2 separate regions of the Mus musculus genome follow, and region 2 is linked to region 1. A link is a loop called in an ENCODE intact Hi-C map of the cell type or tissue named here. Cell type or tissue: heart. All regions are shown on one strand. Each heading gives the region's core, and the rest is flanking DNA. Links, peaks and the distances in the headings are about the cores only.

Evidence for each region. A loop is a pair of places that touch in the nucleus more often than their neighbours do. Peaks named below come from ENCODE experiments on the same cell type or tissue, not always from the same donor. Only the 100,000 strongest peaks of a DNase experiment are listed, where the experiment ranks them.
Region 2: a loop joins it to region 1, with 2.8 times the contacts of the local background. A loop is called at or near these places in 2 of 42 quality-filtered maps.

What each region holds. Positions count from the first base shown.
Region 1 is chr4:107,417,630-107,429,570 of GRCm38, reverse strand. It overlaps a transcript of Glis1 not described here. Among named protein-coding and RNA genes, the nearest start is that of Glis1, 11 kb to the left of the region's middle. In heart, for the core only: a CTCF peak has its summit at 7,211 (motif pointing left); no DNase peak of the experiment used is centred there; H3K4me3 peaks cover 924 bases; H3K27me3 peaks cover 577 bases.
Region 2 is chr4:107,632,100-107,644,040 of GRCm38, reverse strand. It overlaps Glis1 (GLIS family zinc finger 1), which reads right to left. Exons shown (of 11, transcript NM_147221.2): 10 at 11,612-11,779; 11 at 8,982-9,452. The coding sequence ends at 9,295. Among named protein-coding and RNA genes, the nearest start is that of Gm52673, 12 kb to the right of the region's middle. In heart, for the core only: a CTCF peak has its summit at 6,168 (motif pointing right); no DNase peak of the experiment used is centred there; H3K27me3 peaks cover 476 bases.

The sequences.
Region 1 (11,941 bases), core at 5,083-9,082:
GTGTGTGTGGTGGCAGGTGTGTGTGGTGGCAGGTGTGTGTGGTGGCAGGTGTGTATGGCGGCAGGTGTGTGTGTGGCGGTAGGTGTGGTGGTATGGGCCTTGAACCCCAGCTCATGGAAGGCTGGGACAGAAAGACCAGAAATCTGATTAAATTTGGGCTACATGGAGAGACCCTATTTCAAACAAACCTCCCCTTGTAAGGAAAGAGAGACAAGCCAGGCAGTGGTGGCGTACACCTTTAATCCCAGCACTTGGGAGGCAGAAGCAGGCGGATTTCTGAGTTCGAGGCCAACCTGGTCTACAGAGTGAGTTCCAGGACAGCCAGGGCTACACAGACAAACCCTGTCTTGAAAAACAAAAAAACAAACAAACAACAACAACAAAAACATGGGCTGGAGAGATGGCTCAGTGGTTAAGAGCACTGACTGCTCTTCCAGAGGTCCTGTGTTCAATTTCCAGCAACCACATGGTGGCTCACAACTATCTGTAATGGGATCTAATGCTCTTTTCTGGTGTGCCTGAAGACAGCGACAGTGTACTCACATACATTAAATAAATAAATAAATAAATAAATAAATAAATAAATAAATAAATAAATCTTTAAAAGAAAATGTAATTTAAAAAAACTAAAATAAAACGTGCCTGAGTTCAAAGTCAGGGCTTCTATTACTAACCACACTGTGGACAGTTACCAGACATGGCCCAGAGCAAGGATTCTGTAGTGGCTGTGACTGTGAAGCCAGCTAGACGGGACAGGAACAAGCCCATCTCTAGTTCCTGAACGCTACCCCTGCCAAAGAGAAGTGGCAATATCTGACCTCACAGGGCTGCCAGAGACGTCCTGCAAATGCAGAAAATATAAACAAGCCAGAGAATGAGAGCTGGTTAATATTAATAAGGCACTTCCCACTGCCACCATTCTGGAGTCTAATGAAGATGTGTGTGTGTGCATGGTCTCTGCCCATAGGCAGCACTGGCACACACTTTTGCTGCTGCATCAGGAATTCTCATGGGCTCTGGGTATTTGGACCAAGGTCCTCAAGCCTGCATAGCACGCGCTTTGCCCACTGAGCCATCTCCCCAACACCAAAGATGCTCTTAAAAGTAAAATACGGATGTCAGGCGTGGTGGCGCACGCCTTTAATCCCAGCACTCAGGAGGCAGAGGCAGGCAGATTTCTGAGTTCGAGGCCAGCCTGGTCTACAAAGTGAGTTCCAGGACAAGCTGGGCATGGCAGCATGGGCCTGTGATCTCAAAGCTAGGGAGGCTGAGACCGGAGAAACCCCAGGGGCAGGGAGGCAGCAGTTTGCAGACCAGCTAGTGTAGACGATCAGTAAGTCCCAGCTTCAGCTCCAGTGAGCTACCTTGTCGGAAAAGACAAAATGAAGAGCAACAGAGGAAGACATTGATAGTGACCTGACACACATACATGAGGAGAACTGTAACAGGGGAAGACATTGATACACATGCCTGTACACACACATACACACAGAGGGGAAAAATCTGTAATAGAGTAAGACTCTGATATTTTGACCTACACACACATACACACACTCACACATACACAGGGAGCGGAGGAGGGAGAGAAAACTGTAACATCTCTTTATTAGTCACAGTTATAAAATGCTACCAAGGATGTTTTAGATAAAAGGTATGTATACATGATAAGAGACTAAGAACTAGTTTAGGACTAGAGGGAACTTTCTGATTAAAAAGGACTCAACAAAACAAACAACAAAACCCACCAAAACTACAGCCACTATCACACATGAACACTGCACTGAGTGTAAAGACGATCTACTTTCCCCTAAGATCAGGAACGGGCATTCTTCAGCAGCATCCTGGGAGCTCTAGCAAGTACAGCAAGGCCAAGAAAAACGTAAGAATTCAAGTTGAATAGGAAAAAGAAATAAAGTCTCTATTGACAGATGACACGCATGATTATCTATACAGAAAATCCCATGGACTCTCAGAAAAGAAGCCTGCATGGCCTAGGGAACAGAATGGGCAAAGTGCTCGCCACACTTTTATAAGCATATGACTTCTGCTCCCCAGAACCCACATATGAAGCCAGGCATGACACACACCTACAATTCCAGGGCAGAGAGGGAGAGAGGGGAGGAACCCAGAAGAAGCCTGATAGCCAACAACAGTCCAGCTAATTAGTGAGCTCCAGGTTCAGTGAGAAAGCCTGCCTCAAGAAATAAGGTAAAGAGCAGTGGAGGAGGACACCCAATGCTGACAAGCCTTGTCTGGACACTTACCATGCTCCAAGCATCATTCTAGGTTCCAGAGATAGACAGTGTTTCCAACTGATGGTGCACACAGGTATTCAGATAGTCATACAAATGGATGGCTAATCACAACAAGACCTGAGGGAGAAATGTTCCATGCTGAGGAGATATGAGACAGAGAGGGAAACCCCATCTAAAGGGCAAAGGACTGTCTTCGCCCCATAGAGGCGAAGGCTAAGCTAGAACCTCCGAGGATAAAAATCTCAGGCTGTGGAGCTCACAAGTTCCATAGAGAATGTGTCCACAGGCCCTGAGGCTCAGGGACATGTCAGATCCCTTCCAGGCAGCAGAGGTGTGAGTGGAATGGGGAGTAAGGGCAGCAGGACACCACATGACACTGAGGGAGGGGAACCGGCCAGGTCCTACAGGCACAGGACTGTAGGCTGGAGACAGACACCGTCAGATCTGTTCTGAAAATAGTAGCCCCAGCTGTCGTGTAGAAAACGGCAAGAGAAAGAGGCAGGAGTGGGTGTGGGAAGAGTAGGCAAAGGGCCAAAGAGGAGCCAGGACTGGGCACCGGATGATGGGAGAGATGGGAGACAGGTCTGGGAAGCGGGCGAGGTTTAGAATGCAAACTTGACACGCTGGACCACGGGGGAGAGGGGAAGAGGGGCTGGGTGGGCCAGAGCATTCTTCATCCCTAATAGCGGTTTGCAGAAGCAGAGATGTCATAACCAACAGGCTACCAAGTCAGATTCCTTCCTCCTGCTCATTACTTGCTGCTGCTTTGCTATAGAACGTTTAATTGGTTTTCAGCAAGCCACTGTGTTCACAGGGAAAACAGAACAAGACAATGCAAAATGCACATCAAATGCTGCTAACAGAGACAGTAAGTTTTGACAGCTTGAAAAATTCCGAGGGACCATCAGAGCTACCTATAAAGGAGAAGGGGGCCCGTGGGGGTGCAGCCCTGCCCCTGTGGCAGCTACCTTCACACAGCCGACTGCAGATAACTATAGACCTTCAATCCAGACACCAATGCAATGGCAAAATGAGCTCCAAAGACTTGGGCTGGAAAGCAGCAGGCCAACGCTCAGGCCAATGCTCAGGCCAACACAGGCTTGACCCTAACATACTATGATCTTCCCGTGTCATGCCCTGTCTCCCGCTGAAACAGGCTCTTCAAATCCTCAGGCCTAGAATGACTTCCACTGGCTGCCCCACCCCTAAGACTCCTAAAGGCCACTTCCCAATGCACCCTGCTTTCCCATCCCTGCCCCAAGCCAAGCACACACAACCTCTGCCCTTACTCCTTTCTGGGACTCTATCCTCATCTGCCATCTAAGAATACTTGCTTCCTGTCATGTTACAAACCTGTGTGCGCCTTCGCTGTGTTACTGATACTAAACCAAACCACCCCGGGAGGCAAGACTGCTGTAACATGGCAGCTACACAGCAAACTGGTTCATGAGGTCAAAAAGTAGGTCACTGAGGCTGCGCCCAGGCCTCTATGAGCGAGCAGACCAGATGAGTCACGCCCGCTCAGTTTTCTTCTTAGTTACTCAATGAGCATCTACTCTCCGTAGGGCGCACAGCACTGCCGTGCCTATGCACTTTTCTCAGGCACATCTTAGTCCTCTCTGCACGCACAAAGCATTCTCAAAACAAGAACGAAACCCTATTCAACAGTAAGTCTGACTACAAAATTACAAAATCTATTACAAAACCAGCTTTAAAGCATTTGAAAAAAAACTTTTTTTTTGTTGGGTTGTGGTGACACATGCCTTTAATCCCAGCACTTGGGAGGCAGAGGCAGGCAGATTTCTGAGTTCAAGGCCAGCCTGGTCTACTGAGTGAGTTCCAGGACAGCCAGGGCTACACAGAGAAACCCTGTCTCAAAAAAAAAGAAAAACCTTTTTCTTTCTCCCCACTCTTCTCCCCCATAGGTCCTTGCTATGTTGCCCAGAGTGGCTTCAAACTCATGAGTTCAAGTGATCTTTCTGTCATAGCCTCCCCATAACTGGGACTACAGGTACAGGCCATCACAATGGCTTGATAGACATCTTCTTGCAAAACCTTTCTCTCCAACACTTATCTCTTTTATTAAACTCTGTATCTGCCCTCTGTACACAAAGCCCAAGGACTTATTCATAATGTTACAGTTAAAAGTGATCTTCCGAGCTGTTCATGCCAATTCCTTGATTTTGCTGTGGAAATGGAGGTTTAGTGGAGTGGGAACCTCAGCTCAAGGTCACGAAGCTAGCCGGTGCTAGAGATGAGACAGGAACTCACTTCTGAATTCTAAGAAGAGCTGATGCCCACCTTGTTCGTTCTTCCGTCTTCTCAAGTAATAAAACACAACTATATTAAGGGATGGCATACAACCTCTAAAAGACATTTCCCAGACTCTTGTCATCAAATATGGCCATGTGACTCCACTATGGCCAATGAGACAAGAGTGTAAGCATATGTATTTTCAGGCCTGCTTAGGAAAGGAGACTAATCCTTCCATCTCTCTCCTCCTTGCCTAGAAGGAGCCTGAATCCTGGACAGCTCAGGGAATCCCATAACAGTACCAATAGCCTAGCCCGATTTTTTTTTTAATGAAAGAAACATGCGATTTCTGCTCCTTAGACACCACCATTTTGTTGTTGCTGTTGCTTCAGGAATATGCAACCAAAGATGACTAACTACTTAGCCCCCTACCCTGCTCCCTACAAACCTGTTCCTTCAACCAGCCAAGCTGGACAAATCCTTAGAGTCAATACTAACAATTGCATCTCCTTCACACCTGCATCCATTAACCATTCCACTAGCAATTCTTGTCAATGGTCCCCAGAAGAGACCAAATCTGCTATTTCTCTCCCTGAGAACTGAAACATCAGAGGCTGAGCCAGGAGGATCGTCAGCAAGTTCAGGGGCAGCCTGGGCTACAGACTAAGATCTTTTCTTAAAAACCAGAGGAATAAAAACTAAGACAATATAATTTTATATTGTAAGAATAACTTTGATGGCTAACAGCAACACAAAACACAAAAAGATCTGAAGACTAATGACCAGCAGTGTGCCAGGCCAATATGGGAGAGTCTGAAATCCAAAGCACTATTTTAGCAGCTACCAAAACACAATACTTTTTTCCAGGAAAAGGGTCAAGCTGCCCACTTGCTACCCAATGGTGACCTAGCTGTCCTCATAGGTCTCTCTAGCTTCAAGGAACATCCACTTATTAACTTTACAACATGAACATATAAAGCCTACTAGGGCAAACTGGTCTTTCCATTTCATCAACAAATAATTTCTTTTTGAGTAGGAAGCTTGAGTAAATAATCCTTAAAATCCTGAAAAGAAAATACAAAGTCAAGCTACTTCTATGGTTTTGCTTCAAGAATGCACACTTCTCAGGCCAGAGAAGCCTAGAAAATGGCTCTGCTCAGAAAAGCACTTGCCACATAGGCTTGACTACCTTAGCTCAATCCCCGGAAATCATGGTGCAAGGAGAATGACCCCTGAACCATGTCTGCTGACCTCCGCCTGTTCACATGCACGGGCCTGCACACTCACACACACACACACTCACACACACACACACCATGCATACCACACATACATACACATACCATACACACATCATATACACTACACATACACATACACCCACACACTATACACACACACATATGTACCATACATATAAACACATATACACTATAAACACCATGCACACATAACACACATACACAAAGCATACACACACACCACATACACATCATACGCACCACACATACACATATACCCACACACTATACACACACCAGACACATAGACACCAGGCCCGGTGGTGCAGGCTGAGACAAGAAAAATTCAAGTTCAAGGCTAGCCTGAATTACAGAGCCAATTCAAGGCCAGCCTCAGCACTTTAATGAGACTCCGTCTGACAATTAGAAGTGAACTGGAGGAATGTCTTCTTTGGTGAAGTGTTTGTGTTACAAGCATGAGGACCTGAGTTCCAGTCCCAAAATCCATATAAAAATGCTATGTAGCCATCAACTCACCCAGCTCAGCATAACTGGTAAGCTCCAGGCCAAAGAGAAACCCTATCACAAAGGAAGTGGACCGTGTTCCCGAGGATGACAGCCACCGCTGTCCTCTAGCCTCCACACAAATACCCCCATACACACGCACAATAAAGTAAATAAGAAGTAAGACCTAGGGCTGCGGCGTAGTCAGTGACAGAGTGCTTACCTAGCATGCACACGGTCCTTTAACCACCAGGCGCTTTTGTTTTTGATTTTGATTTTTAAGCGATGGGCTTAAAAGCACTTACTGCTCTTCCAGTGAACCTGACTGACTTCAATTCCCAGCTCTCACAACAGACAATTCACAAATGCTTTTAACTCCAGCTCCAGGGGATATGATGCCCTCTTCTACCTTCCAAAAGCACACACACGCCCATAGGTAAAAATAAATGTTTCTAAAGTGAAAAAAGAATATACATACTTTATACAAGCTGTGTGGTTGTTGTTTGAAGCCACTGAAATATTCCTTTGGTAAAAATAATTCCATAATGGTTAAGCACTTAGTTTTGAGCACAGATCTCCCTGTATATGGATCCACACCATAGATCATTTCACTTCTCCCCACCGGCTTGCCCAAAGTGGCCCAAGAAGCCTGAAAGGCAGACAGGCTGCATACATAAAGCTGTGCGTGCAGCCGGCAGAGCACAGGCCTGCCGGGCAGTAGTAGGTGCTTAGTAAGTGGTCACTATTCTCACTGTGTAAGCGGTGGCCTAGAGAGGGCTTCTCAAGCCAGCTCTACGTTTCAACACAATGTTTATGAATAACTCACTTTGTAAAGTACTTGGGAATCAGGGAGAAAAAAAAAGAATGAATTTTTTTTAAAAAGTTCACTCTTGCAAACAAAAGAGGCATGTGGACTATGGAAAACTGTCCCTCGGACCACTCTGAAATAGTGACCTCTGCTGGCCAGTGGAAACAAGTTTCCCAAGCACCTCTTCCCAAGATTGAGCAAGGGGTGAGTCTACCAAGATCTAGTCCTTGTCGCTGGAACAAACACCAGGTGTTGCATTACAAGGGACAGAAATCTTCACAAGGGTTACCACGATGTAATTGCGATGTTAACAAAATTAAAGGCCAGCCTTCCCATTGGCTCATCCACCCAGAAGGGTCTTTTTTTTTTTCCCCTGCAAACTCCATGGTCTCCTATTTTTAAAATACCATAATTGCATGCAAATGTTATAGCAGAAAAACAACAACACAAGGGGCATTAAAAATCAATCTTCCATGTAAGCCTCAGATTTTCCAGCATGAAGATCCAAGCGCAGAAGTGGTGACAAATGTGGAGAAAGCGGTGAAAAAACGTCAGAATGCATCATTAGGAACGTTACCCAAGGAAGGAAGAGCCCAGGGAGCGCGTCTGACTCAGCGGGAGTGAACAGCTCACTACAAAGGCCGCTGCCTCGCAACCCCCTTAACACAGGGCCCAGAAACCCCGCTAGGAAGCTGTCGGGACCCCTTTCTTCAGGCAGAGTCCGTTGGCTGAGATGTTTACATATAAAGCACACGCGCATCTCCTAAGGTGTGGGGTCAAACAGGAGCTGTAAACTTGCGTCACAGGACAGTGTGCTTTTTGGTATCCACTGTATTAATACTTTTGTTTGCTTGTTTGTTTTTTAGTTAATTTCTGGCCGTGTTAAAATGGAAATTTCCTATCATAATCAACCTTCTGCCTTCTCCTAAGCAAACAGGAAAACGGACCGTGCCCCTTGCCCCAATGAGCTTCACTCGATTCCTTATCACCAAGTGTTCACGTTCAGAAACACGGAGTCTGAGTCCTTGGGTCAGCGACATCCCTAACAGTGCCGAGTTTAAGTCTGATTAAGGAGCAACCATGTAAAAAAGGCACTGGGGATATGAATTAGCCACGGTCCCTGAACCCAAGGAACTCACAGACCGGAAGAGAAGCCCCATGATGACCGTGGCTCCGGCACTGCAGAGGTAGGCTGCAGCGAGCACGGTTACTCTAGGTGTTTGAAGTCATACATAACCCATTCATGTCAAGCCTTTCTTTTCTAATATATGCATTTAGAGAAATCTCGCATGTTTCAACATAATCACTCACTGAAAAGGAGTTTTCTAACATCTACCATTATTTTCCTCTTGGGCTGTGGGTGATTTAAAAGTATCTTTCCTAATTTCAAAACAAGGAAAACTCTTATCATTTGGATCTACCTTGATTGCCTTACGGAGATACTTCAATTTGTTTGTTTATTTATTGAGACAGGGTTTCTCTGTGTAGCCCTGGCTGTCCTAGAACTCACTCTGTAGACCAAGTTAGCCTCGAACTCAGAGATGTGTCTGCCTCTGCCTCCTGAGTGTTGGGGTTAAAGGCTTACCATACCAGGTGAGACATACTTTTAAGTTATTTTGATCCTTAGAAACTGCTTGAGACTTGCTTTAGAAGCAGTATGAACATTCTACACGAATGCCAATGGCTATTCTTCTCCAGGCGCTCCTTGTGTGGACAGCAGGTCCTCTCCCAATTGCACCACGCAAACATTCTAAATGTTGACTTCTAAAGTCTAGTCCTGTCTAGAACTGGAAGATATTGTGTCTTATTCTAATTACCTTTTTCCTTGTAATTTTGTTAGACTCCACGTATTTTCCCGCCTTGAGGCACTATGTACATCAAAGTATAGAAACCTTACATACTCGACTCACTCACATGATTCAAATCAACACATTCCAGAAGCTCAGAAGTCGCCTCATTCCTTTCCAAGTCAGCACACAGCCTCTCCCCTGTCGCCATCCCGACTTCTGTGACCATGAACTGTCACCTTCTCTTGAAACTGTGTACAGAGGCATGGCTTGTGTTTCCTTGTCTCAATGCTTCCTTCCTTCACAGTCACGCAGCTTGCTCTTTGGAGGACTATTGGCACTGCAAGATTAGTTGACACAGTGTGGCACACCTATAACCCCAGGGTGGCACTTTCTAAGCTAGCCTCAACTAAAAAGGGAAATGGTGTTTCCAAGAAATAAGGGTTGGGCTATGGTGGCACCCACCTTAATCTTATGGTGGCTTACCACCTTATGGTGGCTGGTAATCCCAGCCCTTGGGATGCAGAGGCAGGTGGATCTGAGTTTGATGTCAACCTGGTCTACAAAGTTCCAGAACAGCCAGGGCTACACAGAGAAACAACAAAGAAAAAAAAAGAGGGAGAGGGGGAGGAAAGGAGGGAGGGAGGAAGGAAGGGAGGGAGGGAAGGAAGGGAGAGAAGGAAGGAAGGAAGGGAGAGAAGGAAGGAAGGAAGGGAGGGAGGGAAGGGAGGGAGGGAGGGAGGGAGGGAGGGAGGGAGGGAGGGAGAGAAGGAAGGAAGGAAGGAAGGAAGGAAGGAAGGAAGGAAGGAAGGAAGGAAGGAAGGAAGGAAGGGAGAGAAGGAAGGAAGGACACACATGACCAGAAGCAAGACCATGACTGCCAGCTAAGGTTAGTCTTCTTGACCAAGTTGAGGCCAGCCAGGGCTACATACTCAAACCCCGCATTTGAGCGTATTGGGGAAGTTCTGTTGCAAGCATCTTGTGGAGACGGCTTTTGGAGAGGAAAGCCCTTTATATTCTTGGGCAAGTGCTAGTTGATGGAACTGAAAAGCCCTGTTCAGTGTCAGATCTCATTTTTTCATTCCTTCCAACTTTATGAGTTTTAATTTCTGCATGGGTCAGCCGTTTTCGGGTAGGTCTGTAAAGTATCTCACACAGTTCCAAGCTGCATATCCCTAAGGCCAGTGCTGAACACCCATCTTCCCTTGAGCCAATGAGATAAACTGTGGCTCTCAAGGCTGACTCATCTTTGCTAATATTTTTTGTATTTTGGGGCTGTTACCAGGTGTATTATTATTATTTAATGACACTTGGATATATAAAGGGGCATTTCTATCTTTTCCTGGCCTTTTATCTCCAGCATATCTAGCCCCGTACTTTTTACAGGTGTCTTGCTAACAGCAAACCGAATTTTAAACTGTTTAATTCTGGTTTTTGCTTTTTGTTTTTGTTGTTGCTTTTTGAGTCAGGGTTTCTCTGTGTAGCCCAACTGTCCTGGCACTCACTCTGTAGACCAGATTAGCCTTGAACTCTGAGACCCACTTGTCTCTGTCCCCTGAGTGCTGGGACTAAAAGCATTATGGTTGCTTTATGATCTTTTAATTTCATTCTTTCTCATTTATATTCTTTTAGTGATTATCCTTAAATTACAGTGCACATCTTGTAATATATCAAAGCCTACCACACTGGACACGGTGGCAAAGGCTGAGGTCCAAGGCACTTAGGAGCTTGAGAAGAGCCGACTTACACAGCAGGACTCTTATCTTACAGACAGCAGGAAGCCCTGAGAGCATTTTCACTCCGGAATGCTGACTTACCTTTGTATGTACAGGCCACTTCTCTACATACTCAAAGCCTGCGGAGATGCTGTGTTCAAGTCAACGCTCATGCTTAGCTTCCCTCAGCTTTTCCTGCTTCCTTCACCATCTTCCCATTTTCCAGGGGCTGAGGGGTAGGTGTGGGCGCGGGGAAGCTACCTCCTAGGTGAGTTCACGTAAGAACTTCTGGTTTTGTATGGAATGTGTTTACACCACCATGCTTGAAGATAAATGCTGAGTATGGGTCCTGGAGATGCAGCTCAGTTGTAGAGTGCTTGCCTAGCACACACAAAGCCTTAGGTTCAATCCTAGCACCACATAGGTGCTCCATGGTCTCAGATGCCTGTAATCCCAGCAGTGGGAGGTGGAGGCAGACAAAAAGTTGTAGGCTATCCTAAGCTACTTGTCTCAAAAAAAAAAAATGTTGAATATGGAATTCTGGGTTAGTAAACTCCGTTCAGGACTAGTTTTTTGTTGTTTTCCTAGAACTTCTGTGGCTTTTTCAAATGTTGTTTGTATGAACAAAAATGAATTCTGTGAACTCTGTGTATTCCCATGGTTTCCAGTTCTCTCCTGAATTCTAATTTCACTGAGGAATCTTATTTACTTTGGTATGTCTGACAGCTCCATTGGGAAGCCCTCTGCACCTCTGACAGCCTGTTGATTTTGTTGGTTCTTACTCCGTCTTCCTGTGCCTGGTTACTGTGAACAGTGAATGCTGTGTTTGAACTGTTGCTTGTGGGAATCAGTTTTCCTCCAGAGGATTCACGATCGCTTCTTCAGGAACCTGGAGGGTGCAGGTAGAGATCGTTTAATTCAGCTTGACAACTCCAGTCTTCCTTGGTATCCTTTTGCAAAAGGACATACAGGTTACTTTTTGAAGGCCCTGAGTTCCAAACTTTGTCTCATATCCCGAATCTCTGGGCCCTGTCTCCACCTTGCTCTTATCAATGGAGGTAGTGGGCGTCTCAGAAGCCACACTAGCCCGATCATGACCTATGGTCTTGCCTCAAGAATAATCAGACACTTGATCCACTTGGACCAATTGCCTTCCGTTAGGAATTCGGCTGGCATTCAGGAGCAGCTGGTCAGTTTCCATTACATGTTAGCTCAGGAACTAGAGGGCAGCTGAGGGAGGAGAAAGCCAGGCAGCAGGACGAGAGAAGCAAGCAGAGTACCAGAAACTGGCAGTGCTTGAGTTCTTCAGGGGACCAAGATGTGATCTATCCTTGGGCTCACTGACACGTGCTGTGCCTAGAGGATCAACTTTTCTGTT
Region 2 (11,941 bases), core at 4,102-8,101, 220 kb before region 1:
TTTTCTGTAAACACACGTTTTAATTTCTTTGGTGTTTTTATTCCACTTCAGAGTAAAATGGCTAGGTCATATACAAACTCTATAATTAAGTTTTTAGGGCACTGCTCAGATGTTTCCGGGTCAACTGCACCATGTCACACTCCTACCAGTGACACCTGACGTCCTGGCTCTCTGTTGTTTGCCAGTACATCTGTGGTGGCCACACTGGTGGGTAGACAGCAATGTCCCCTTAGAATATGTGTGTGTGCATTCCCCTGGTGGCTAATGAGCTAGGGCCACTGTCCATCTGTGAATGTACTTCAGAGCAACAACATTCAAATTATTTACCTGCTTAAAACAGATTTATATTCTGAGGCTAATTTCCTAAAGTTAAGCAATTTAAAACCCTTTTCTCTTGCTCCATGGGTTGCCCCTTCGCTTTCTTGATGGCGTCCTTTGACGCACACAGAGTTTTCACTTTAGTGATGTCCAGCTTATCATTGTCTGTGGCAGGGCTCTTGGCGTGAGATTTAAGATTTAATCGTTGCAATGGCTACCAGGGTCTCCTCTAATATTGTTTCCCAGGAGCTTTATGGTTTTAATGCTTTTATTTGGTCTTTGGTCTGTTTTGAGCTAATTCTTTTGTGTATAGTCAGAGGTCTAACTTCACTCTATTGTGCAAGGGTATGCAGTTGTCCCTGTTTACACAGAGACAATTCTTTTTCCAGTTAATTGTTTGGCATTTGTCAAAAGCCAATCGTCCATGGCAGTGGAGGCTTGTCTTTGTGCCGACCACTCTACCGGACTTTCCTCATGCTCCCTTAACGTCACGTTGGTTCCTCCTGCTTTGTAGTGTGTCTGGAAACCGATGCGGGGACCCTGAGCCCTGTGACTGCTCTTTTGAGACTGCTTGGGTTATGCTATGGCCCGCACACATTTGCATATGGATTTCATGCTCAGATGGTCAGTTTCTGCAAAGAATCCGGCTGAGGTTTGGAGAGGGACTCTTCTGACTGTGGGTCAATCAGGGGAGAGCGATGTGCTGAGAATGGTTGTCTGACCAGTGGATGTGGGATGTCTTCCAACTACTTAGCGATGAGTGCGGTCTTCAGAATGCACTCTGTTAAATTTGTTACCATTTTGTGGGCCACATCAGAAGCAAGGTCTCACTGTCTTAGAACTCCCTATGTACACCAAACTAATCTCAAAATTATAAAGATCCACCTGGCTCTGCCAACCAAGTTTTGGGATAAAAAGCAAAACCATCATACCTAATGATTTCATTTTTTCAATGCTATTTTAAATGATGTTTTTCCTTAATTTCATTTTTGAACTGCTTGTTTCTAGTATAAAACAGTTAACTACTGTGCGTTCTTGTAACCTGCAACTTTGATCAGTCAATTTATTAGCTTTAATAGGTGTATGTGTGTGCCTGTGTGTATATGTGCACACATGTGAATACATGCTACTTAAGATTCCCTACATACAAGAATATATCATAATTTTACCTTTTAAAAATATTATTTATTTAATGTATATGAGTACATCGTCGTGGTCTTCAGACACACCAGAAGAGGGCATCAGATCTCATTACAGATGGTTGTGAGCCACCATGTGGTTGCTGGGAATTGAACTCAGGACCTCTGGAAGAGCAGTCAGTGTTCTTAACTGCTGAGCCATCTTTCCAGTCCCTATAACATAGTTTTATTTGTTTGTTTGTTTGTTTGTTTTAATGTGTCTTTTAACTTATTTTCTTGCCTAGTTTCTCTAGTTAGAGCCTTTTGGACAGTTGTAGAATAAAAAATAAAGAGCAGGCATGCTTGTCTTATTTTTGATTTAGGCAAAGAAAAGCATATGTATTCTCACCAATAAGTAGCATGTTAGCATGGAGAGGGCCTGGCGAGCTCAGAACCCAGGAGACCTGGCCTGGTGTCTTAGTCTCGATTCATAGGCTCCTACTTCCTCCCCAACCTGGGGTTTTGAAGTGATTGTCAAACACTTTGCTTGCAAGAGAGGCTCTGTTGTTAGGAGCAAGGTCTGAAGGTTTGGGAGGTCAAGGTGGGCTCTTGACTATAGATGGCAGTAGGGCGGTGTGACTAGAGAAGAGCCTTGAACTGGAAGTGGTAGCTTTGCCTGTGAGTGTCCTGAGCCTGGGAAATGGCAGCATCCCCAGCTGTCTGTGTCTGACAAGCATTTCTACCCTCCCCCCCTTACTGACCTCTGCGGGGGGGAAATGCTAAAAGGAGTACCCATGTCTGGGCCCATGTCCAGTGGTCGTTAAGAGGGCTCCATGGAGGAGAGTCTATTTCAAGAGCACACCAAGTACACAGAAAGAAATTAGGAGAGAAGACAGAGGTTTGTAAGCTATGGGGAAGCAAGGTCGTGTTGGGGACATGTCTGGTGCTGAGCACTGAAACTCCCCACCAGGGGCCTGGTTTGTGGCCAGGGCAGCTCTCACTCTGTAGGCAAGTAAGGAAGTCATTGGTCCCCGAATCACTAGATGACGGTTGCCTCTTCTCTGCTCTGCCCAAGGCCGGTACACCTAGTTTCTCAGTCCCCCTCAGCACACCCTAACAAAGGCAGAAGAGCACAGCTGGAGTTTGTAAACTGAGCCCCCAGGCTTTGTGTAGACAGGCGGGGGGTGTGCTGACCAGAGAGGCCACCGTTCAAGTCCACATGGGCTAATGTGAGTACTGCCCTGGGAATCTCAAGACCAGTCCTACTGCCGAATGTCCACGCTTCCCCAGGTGAGCTGCAACATTCCTGTCTTGACTGTCCATTTGTGCACGGAGCTTGGTTTGCAGTCACAGGGAGAATGCTAAGGGTGCTTGTGTAAGCAGAAAGACTAATAGTTACATTTGTCTATAACTTAACTACTACATACAGGCCCTCAATGTGATGGCATTGACTCTGCCCACTGAGGGAGGGGACATCATCCCAGCTTCTGGAGCAGAACCCCCAGAGTCAATGAGGTGACTATGAGTCACCAGGGTCTCTGTCAGTGCTTGACTAGCCCAGGATGGGGACTGTGGGGTCCTGCTGTCAGCACATAGGTCTTCATCATCTTTTAGGTTTCCAGAACCTCAGTTTCTCTAGTATTAAACGTAGAGGAGAGGCCTGGAGAGATGGCTCAGCGGTTAGGAGCACTGGCTGCTCTTCCAGAGGTCCTGAGTTCAATTCCCAGCAACCACATGGTGGCTCACAACCATCTGTAATGGGATCTGATGCCCTCTTCTGGCATGCAGTTGAACATGGTAATAGAGCATTTGTATATATAAAATAAATAAGTAGTATATATAATAATTTTTTTAAAAGTAATGCTCTAAGAGTTAGTCTTTATCCTTTCTCGGCCATGGATTCATCATGAAATCAGGCTCAGGGCAGGTGGCTCACACTAACTTTGTCTTGCTTAATGAGGTTGGGTTCAGGCCCTGTGGAGCCTGTGCCTTTGGCAGTCTGTCCTTCATTGGACTTAGGGCCTCTCACCCTAGGGCTGTCCTCCAACTCCCAGTCTTTCTGGTAGAAGACACCCCACTCCTCTTTTGGGGCTCAGGCCGCTGGGGGAGACTGACCGCCAGAGGCAACTGTGTTTGATGACAAAGGTAAGCTGTGAGGATCCTGGCTTGCCTGGGCACTGCCCTCCTGGTTACAGTGGCTCTCCTGATTCACCAGCTTCGCCAGCAGGCGCTCTTGCAGCCCGGTGTAAGGGTCAGGGGCATGGCTCTGTTCAGATGAGGAGCTGAGGTGCTGAGTCTAAGGCAGTTCTCCACAGGTGAGTGGAGGAGGCAGGTTGTGGACTGGGGCGGACTCCCTATCTGGGGTCTACAGACACACAAGGCAGGGGTTCAGAAGCTGGCCAAGGGGGTACTGGGGCATTGCAGCTAGGCAGACAGAAGTTCAATGTCCTGGCTCAGCCATATGCAATCAGGGTGGTTCACTCCATCCTTGTCTTCAGTTCTTACCCAAGATGGAGAGGGCTATTTCTCACATGCTCGACCTGCACTGGGTGGGCGCTTTTGATGGAGCCGTCTGTGTTAGTGATCCCCATTTCCTTGGACCAGAGCCTTTAGGGAGTTCTGCACATGGCCTGGTGGTGCCCAATCAGGGATGGGGCCGCCATAGCTGTAGGAACTCCTTTGCAGTTGTAGTGAAAAGCCATGGAGAGTTAGCGGATTGTTGTTAATATGGGTAAATGGGCCTCCGGGGGGCAAAGTGACACAAGGTCCTTGGGATTCCTCTTCTGCCTTCTCTGATACTCACCTGGCTCAGGTGACTGATCCCGAGGGCAGTGCAGCCAAGCTGAGCAGCAAAGGTGCAGCTGCCAGGGATATAGCGGGATGGAGGCTAGCCAGCTGCCTCCAGGGCCTTGAAGGCTGACCTGCAGTCCCTGGTCAGCACTGCTATCCATTTACTTCAGAGGGCTTTGCTCTTTGGAAATCTGAGATTTGCCCCAGCCCCACCATCTGGGGCTCCAGTCTGCTTGAGAGTCTCCCAGTATAGCCTTCTCCGTCTCTGTGGTTCCTTGCAGGGCTTTGGGGTTGAAGTCAGGGACCCTAGGCTCCTGTGTTTAAAGGCTCGCCTTCTAGGAAGAGGTTGGCATGCCTCTCCCTAGTCTGGCTCTTGTTCAATGTGGACTCAAGTTAATTCAAAGAGGCATTTATTCATGGGATTTATAATATACATGTTTATTTATGACCTAATTGTGACTCTGATTAATAAAAGCTAGTGGGAAAGGCCTATCCAAGAAGCCGATGAACAGACTCACACTTAGCTTTCCCACAGTGTATGAAGCATCAGGCAGAGTATTAAAGAAATATAATATTTTACTGATAGACCTGTCCTTTAAAAGGAACGTGGTTTTGGGTGTCATCATTTTGGTGTGAATCATGTAAGGGTTGGCTGTTTGCTGTTTAATACATTTTAGTGTCAAGAGACGCACTCAGCTGGCTTTCTGCCCACGCATATCGTGTAGTCTGGATTTTTAAGCGACATTAAAGAATAGTTTGTGTAGAGAAACCTCAAGTTGTTGCCTCTCCAGCTGTGCCATGAGTGTATCTGCATATACTCTGGGTATTGTCAGAGGCAGTGGATTTGTGAGCTGTCTGGAACTAAAAATTAGAACAAAATAATTTTCTTGTATTAAAAAAAACCAAAGAGGCATTTATTAAAGACCGACTGTATACTAGGCTGTATGGAACCAATGTGACTATGACAGGATGGTGACTGAGCAAGGGTGAACTTAGCCCCAGTCCCTCTCCCACAAGGCCTCAGCTAAGCTAGCTAGGCGTCTTCAACCTGGAGCTGTCTGCTGCTTTGCTGTTTCTCGAAAACAGTCTCCACGGCTGGGAGTCTAGCTCTGCACATGTTCCTAAGCAGGATGCAGTTGCCCCAGGCCCAGGGCCCCTGGGAATGAATGGAAGGCTTTGGCTGATGGGGACTGGCAGCTCTCTCCTAGTTCCTGTTCTGTTTGCATTTCCCCCAGAGACAGGACCACTTAGAAACCTATAAATGCCTGGCAGGGCCCATGGCCCAGGCGAGTATATAAATCGGGACTTGTAAAAGCCTAATGGTCCCCTCTGGACAGGCGAGAGAGGCGCGTGCCAGAAGTCCTCAGGCGGGTCCGGGGGCTCAAATCCCGAGCTGTCATGTAGACTGACAGGATAGGGCGAGGCAGGAGGGCTGCTGTGGACTTACACTGAATGTTAACACCAGCCAAGTGGCCTCAGACAGTGACTGCCTTCGGCCTCAGTCTTTTTCTCTGCAAAGTAGGTCACAACACTTAGCATATCCAATGGCCTAGAGCTGCATGTGACATTGGGGGTCAGCAGGCATGGGGTGTTTTAGAGTTCTAATGTACTGTCTATGGTGGAGTGGGCTCTTCATGGCTGACCAGGCTAATTGGAACAAGCTCTGTAAAACAGGCTGGCTTCAAACTCACAGATATCTACTTGCCTCTGCCTCCCAAGTGCTGAGATTAAAGGTGTGCGCCACCACATCCTGGTCGATATTCTTTATGGTCCTACTGTGTGTGAGATTCTGTAGGGGTCAGTCATTGTCATTGTTCTCCTCTTCTCCCCCCTCCCTCTTCCTCCTCCTCCTTCTCCTCGTCTTCCTCCTCCTTTTTTCCCTTGGGGTTTGTCTTCTAGCAGAACTTTACCTTGTCAAACCCTACCCTGCCCTGTCCAGCAGAGGGAGCTCCTGAGGTCTAAGAAGCTCTCACTTCATTTCCTACTTTCCATGAGGGTTGTTTGGACAGGGGAAGTGGGAAGAGGCCAGCAGTGAGGGGTGTCTCAGGAACTGCCCTCTGCTTGGATTTCTTGTGGTACAGTAGGTGGGGCCCACTGCCGGATGGTGTGGGTCCTGAGGTAACTCATGGATCCCCAAAGACCATCTAGAATCCTTGGGGGACAGGTACCAGTCTGGGGGGGATCCCTGGGCCTGGTCATAGGGCTAGAGGGTCAGAATGCACAACATCCCAGAGATGCTGGTCTGGCTGAGGAGTCAGTGAATGAAGCCCTGCCCCAAAGCCTCTTCCCCCAACTGTCCTGAGTATGGCTTAGTCACAGAAAGATGATTTCAAACGCTGTTATGTCAGGTCAAAGAAAAAAAATGGAGGAAAGGAATGAGACAATAGGGTGAACTGGAGGAGGTGGACTCAAGGCAGCAAGAAGTGAGGAGGGAGGCATAGGTCAGCATGGCAGCAGGAGACAGTGGGGGCTGTGAAGGGAGGAGAGGACATGTGGAAGAGGGGAATGAGAAGAGGAGGGGGCAGGGTTCCTAGGGAGTCCAGGTAGTGGTAGCAGTGGGGGACAACTCCAGCTGGTTACCTACATGGTCAGGTCTGGGTTGTCCTGGCATTGGACAGACTCACCTCCATTGGTCAAAAGACGCCCCCCGCCCCCACCACCACACAGGGCCTCTGAGCTGTGGCCTGTCCTCCCATGACCTTCCAGCCTACCCTGGGTGACAATGACAGTCCCATCTCCCCACCACTTAGGGTCATGATGTCCCTGGGAGTGGCGACAAGGTAGCTCCCTGGTTCCTTGGTCTGAAGGACAGAGCTGAGGAGTGACCATGATGCCTTGCTTGGCTGAGGAAGGGATCAAAGATGTCTTGGAGATATGGAGAGCCTCCTGTGCTGTGCTCATGCTGAGCCTCTAAGGATGACTGGAATGAATGGGCGGGATGGGGAGGTGGAATCCCAACAACCGTAGCAGTCCCAAGCCCTTGGTGCCCCGTGGAGCTCTGCTTGGTACCTCCATAGCTTGCCTGTCTTCTCTGGTCTGCTTCTAACAGCCTTTGTCTCCTCCTTCTCTGCTCTCTGGAACTAAATGGAATCCAACTGCCAGCACTCTGTGTGTTCCCTGTGTGCTCGGAGCTCAGCCCTTTTCATTATTAATAGAAATATGTCCTCATTGTACAGCTTAATTCTGCTTATCTGGACTGGATTAAGAGCCTACAATGACATGCAGTATTGACTCCTGAGCATCCCTGTTAAAGGAAATTTGCCACAGCCTAATTAGTTCCATAAAAAGTAGGGGAGGGGAGGAGTGGGCAGGGCACCCTGGGTGGGAGTCAGGGGCCCTTTGTGCTGTGTGACTTAGGTTGGTTTTTCCTCACTGAGGCCTGGACTGGGCCTACACTAGGAGGCTAGGGCTGAGGCAGATGTGGGAGGCAGGGAACCCTGAGTTCAAGGGCCCAGCGGCACCCTGGGTGTGGAGCACTGGGTAGCTGCATCACATGGGCGTGTGACTGTACCTTCTCTGTTCCTCAGTCTACACAACGGGACAAGTGGCTCTCTTACGCAAGGACAACTGTGATGAAAGACATTGTTGCAGTCATGGGAGAAGGCAGCTATAAGTTCATCTCATGTTAGCAAGACAACCAGGAGCTGCCTCCAATCCAGGAGTGTGGGATGGATGAAGACTGTGTAATACTGCAAGACGACTGCAGGGGCCCGGGTGTGACCCTGTGAACCATGCTGGTGTTTCATTGGCTACGACACCAGAGGGCCCCGGACTCCCAGAACAGCAGAACATAGAAGAGCAACTGTCTTCTCGACTTTGGGAAGGACTTACATATTGGGGTAACTGAGGTGTCTCTAGATGACAGAGAAGGCCTGAGTATGCCATCTAGCATGGCTGGGTGACCAAGGAGCCTCAGTTTCCCTTCTGAAGAAGGGGGCCACCGAGCTCTTCCCCTCTCACCTCTGCCGTACAGACTGAGCTGGGAATGTATCTTGGTGGCTGCTGCTCAGGGGGCAGAAGACCCTTCCCAGAGCATTTCTGAAGCCGGGGAGAGCTGGTACAGTGGGAGTGAGGAGGGAACTTAGCCCTCTCAGTCTCCTACCGAGTGGGATGCCTGCCTTCGTCTTTTCCTCAGGTGACAATGACATGAAGCCCACTTCTAGGCACTCCCTGCAGACTAGATGGGGTCTGTTGTCTGGGCTGGACACAGAGACAGGAGATTTAGGCAGGCCATGGTGTTCTCAGAACTGGCCTTCTCTATAGGCTGGGGCAACATGTGGGTGTGGGTTCCCCTTGGGCTCAGTGCTCTCTGCACCTAGATAGTCTGTGGGGTGCCTTTTACCTCTTGCTTTACAAGGCTGTTGAGTCCCATGGTGTCCTTGACTTGCATACTGTCTAGACAGCAGAGCCAAAGCTGGCTGAGGGCAGAAGGTAGGAAGGCTGGCTCCATGATCCATCCCCCTCTCCCCCCCCACCCCCCTTCTGTGTATGTGTGGTGCGTATGTAAGTATGTATGTATGTACGTATTTGTCTGTCTCTGAGTACCTCTCAGACTCTCTGTACCTCTGCCCTGGGACTATCTCCGCCTAGCTTGCTGCCTTGGAACTGGCCTGGGGTCTGTAAGGACCACTGTATAGGATCGGAGAAGAGGGTTTCCATCACCATAGCTGTACCCAGGGCCTCTTGTGCACAGGGCTCTTCATTGCATTCCCCTCAGATCTTCTGGGTCTCAAAGTAGAACCAAGCCTTCATGTCTAGTTTCCAGTTTTTAATGTTTTTCTTGTAAAACCAAAAATATAAAACTTGCAGGGCGGCGGAAAAGAGGTCCTGTACATTGTATATACACGAGGTCTGTGATTTGAGAACCTTATGGAGAGAGAGGAAGACACAGCCATGGGGCTGTCAGAGGGCCATAGCTCCTGGCAGGCAGCTCTGGACCAGACAGCCCTCCAGGTAGGGAAGTACCCTGTGGTGTGGCCTTGCTGCCCCGTGTGGGAAGCACCAGCAGATGGCAGGTAGGTGAAGTAGCTCAGGAGCCAGGCAGGCAGGCAGAGCAGCGCCCCTTCCTTCAGGTGTCAGTGTAGATGGACGGGATGTGACTCAGACAGTGGTCAAAGGCCCCATTGGGGAAGAAGCCACAGTCCTCAGGACCACTAGGTACCAGGTCTTCAGCTGGCTGTGGCTGCAGCGCTGGGGGACACGGCGTTTCTGCCAGGGTCTCGTAGCCTGTGCACAGAAAGCAGGGGGTCAGAGGGGGCGGTGCCAGAGGCTGGCATGTGGCCCATCTGGGGCCTCTCCTGTTATGTTCCTTTTATGGGGCTTAGAGGTGGGGGTGCTGATGATCTGGGTGGAGAGGAGACATGGGGGTCTTGCACTCCAAAGGGGCCAGGGAAGCTGGGAAGACAGGCAGACTGGCTTGGCATATCCTTCCCCAGTATTTGACTGGTATAGACAGAAAGAGAGAGGGAATAAGGAGAGACAGGGGTGGGGGAAAAGGATGGAGAAGGGGGGAACACCGTAGTTTCTACTCTTAGAGGGTTTGGGAGAAGGAACCCAGCTGCCTATTCTTCCAGCCCCCCCCCCCCCGCCCCCAGACTCAAGAGGGAAGGGAGCATTCCTGAAACCTAGTAAGTGATCATTAAGACCAATTAAGTTAACTTCACAGCAGTTCAGTGACATGGGGCTTACTATCTTTATGGTGAAAAGGTGGGCTCAGAGAGGGGCAGATGTCTAAGGTCACACTGCTAGTAAGTAGGGGGCTGGCACTTAAATGCAAGTCCACTTGGCCCTAGGGACACCTGGCTTTTCTGGAAGACATGCTGCTTCCAGAGTGAGGTCACCGCTCAGGGTTTTTGCCTTGAAGCAGAGACCTGAGAGGATCATCCCAGCTAATGTCTAGTCCCTGAGCTGCTGTCATGATTTTATGTGGCTTTGGTAAGTGGGTCTCAGTCTCCTACAGCTATGAAATGGGTATGGGGTGAACTGTCCTGAAGCCTTTTGGCCCACATATTTGTTCATCCTGGGATTATTAACATTTTAATGGGCAGTGGCTAGCTAGCCGTGAGGCAGTCAAATACAGTTGGAATAGGTGCTGGGTACAGACAGGAAGAGGCCCCTCTCCATTCTAATGTCAGACTGCTAAGTTAATAAATCCCCCCTGGGTTGGGGCTGGGAACACAGGATGGTGGCAATGAATAGTATAGGCACAGAGTGGGTAACTAATCACAGAGGTGGCCTGCACACAGCCTTGTCATGTATATGTGTGGCTCATATATAGCCACAGATGTATGTTCATTGTACTCAAACACAGGTCCATGTACATACAAGCTCAGCAACCTGAAGCAGCTCCACATGTACATGTATGTTCATGTATGTATGTCTGTGGAGTTAGATGTGAGTCTCACATGTGCGTGTGCATGTATGTTCATGTATGTCTATGGAGTTAGATGTGAGTCTCAGGGTAGGTAACGATGTGAGAGAGGTATGTGAACGTCAGTACAACATAAGAATACACGCATATGCCATGGGTAATCCTCAAAATGCCTGGAACCACCTGGGCCAGCCCTACATGCATACAGATGTGCTCCACAAAATGGCAAGGGAGAACACAGACACAGAGGACGTGTGTATGCACACACAGCAAAGCCCCCAGGGATGATGGAGCCACAGGTCTGTGTTTACTGGTGGCCTCCCTGACTGGCCCCATGTCCAGTGTCCGTGGTCCTCTGTCCCCCACTGTGCTGCTCACAGGCGACTCAAGAGCCCTCCATAGGGCCTCAGCTTCTCTTTGGTCTGAGCCTTAGGATCTTCACTAGATCTGGACCCTGGGACTGACTTGAGTAGGGGTTGACTTAGGTAATTCAGAAGGAGGAACTACCCAATAGGCTGTCCTGAGTTCTGCTCTGCCTGCTGGATAGAGCCTGATTCCAGCTCTGGGCAGCATGCAGCCCCCCCCCTGTCCACAGCACCTCTGCACCCAGCAGGGTTAGAGCATCAGATTTCCAATCCCTGCACTCTCAGTTCCCTGGTCCTGCACGAAACAGGCATGCCCCAGGCCCTACCCCTTCCTGCTTCTCTTCCTACAGCAGGGATCAGCGGTATCTGCAGGCTCCAAGGCTGTGCTGAGCCAGAACTCAGCATGTACTTGATTAACACTCAGTATGAAACACCATTTGGACCATTCTCTCATTCAGAGAATCTAGGGACTGACAGTATTTAGATACAGCTGGGCAAAGGTATGACAGGAACACAGTCATTCTAGCAAGGGTGTACCCTAGCTCAGGTAGACTGGGCTTCTTCAAGCTTCTGCTTCTATCTCTATATGGGGCCATTAGACAGGGCCAGCCTTGGTAGTGTTCAGGGAAGGGAGGTCTTGGGAAGCTTACCTGGTGCGGATAAAGGTGTGCTGAGGCTGGAGTATGTGCTGGGTCGCAAGGGGTTGAAACCGTGGGCATCACCCACCAGTCCATCCCTGGAGGCTGCTGGCTCAGTGGCCCGGTAGCAGTCAGCGTAGGGGAAGCAGTTCTGGATGGAATGGAAACTGCCTTGGTAGCCTGCAAGAGGAGGCAGGGATGGTGGTGACAGACAGAAGCACCTGGGTCATCAGGGGATCAGCCCCCTTGTTGTCCGGTCCAGGCATTGAGGGTGTGAATGAGAAAGCACAGGAAAGGTGAAGGCCTGCTAAAGTCTGTGGCCGATACTGGAGACCCACAAGG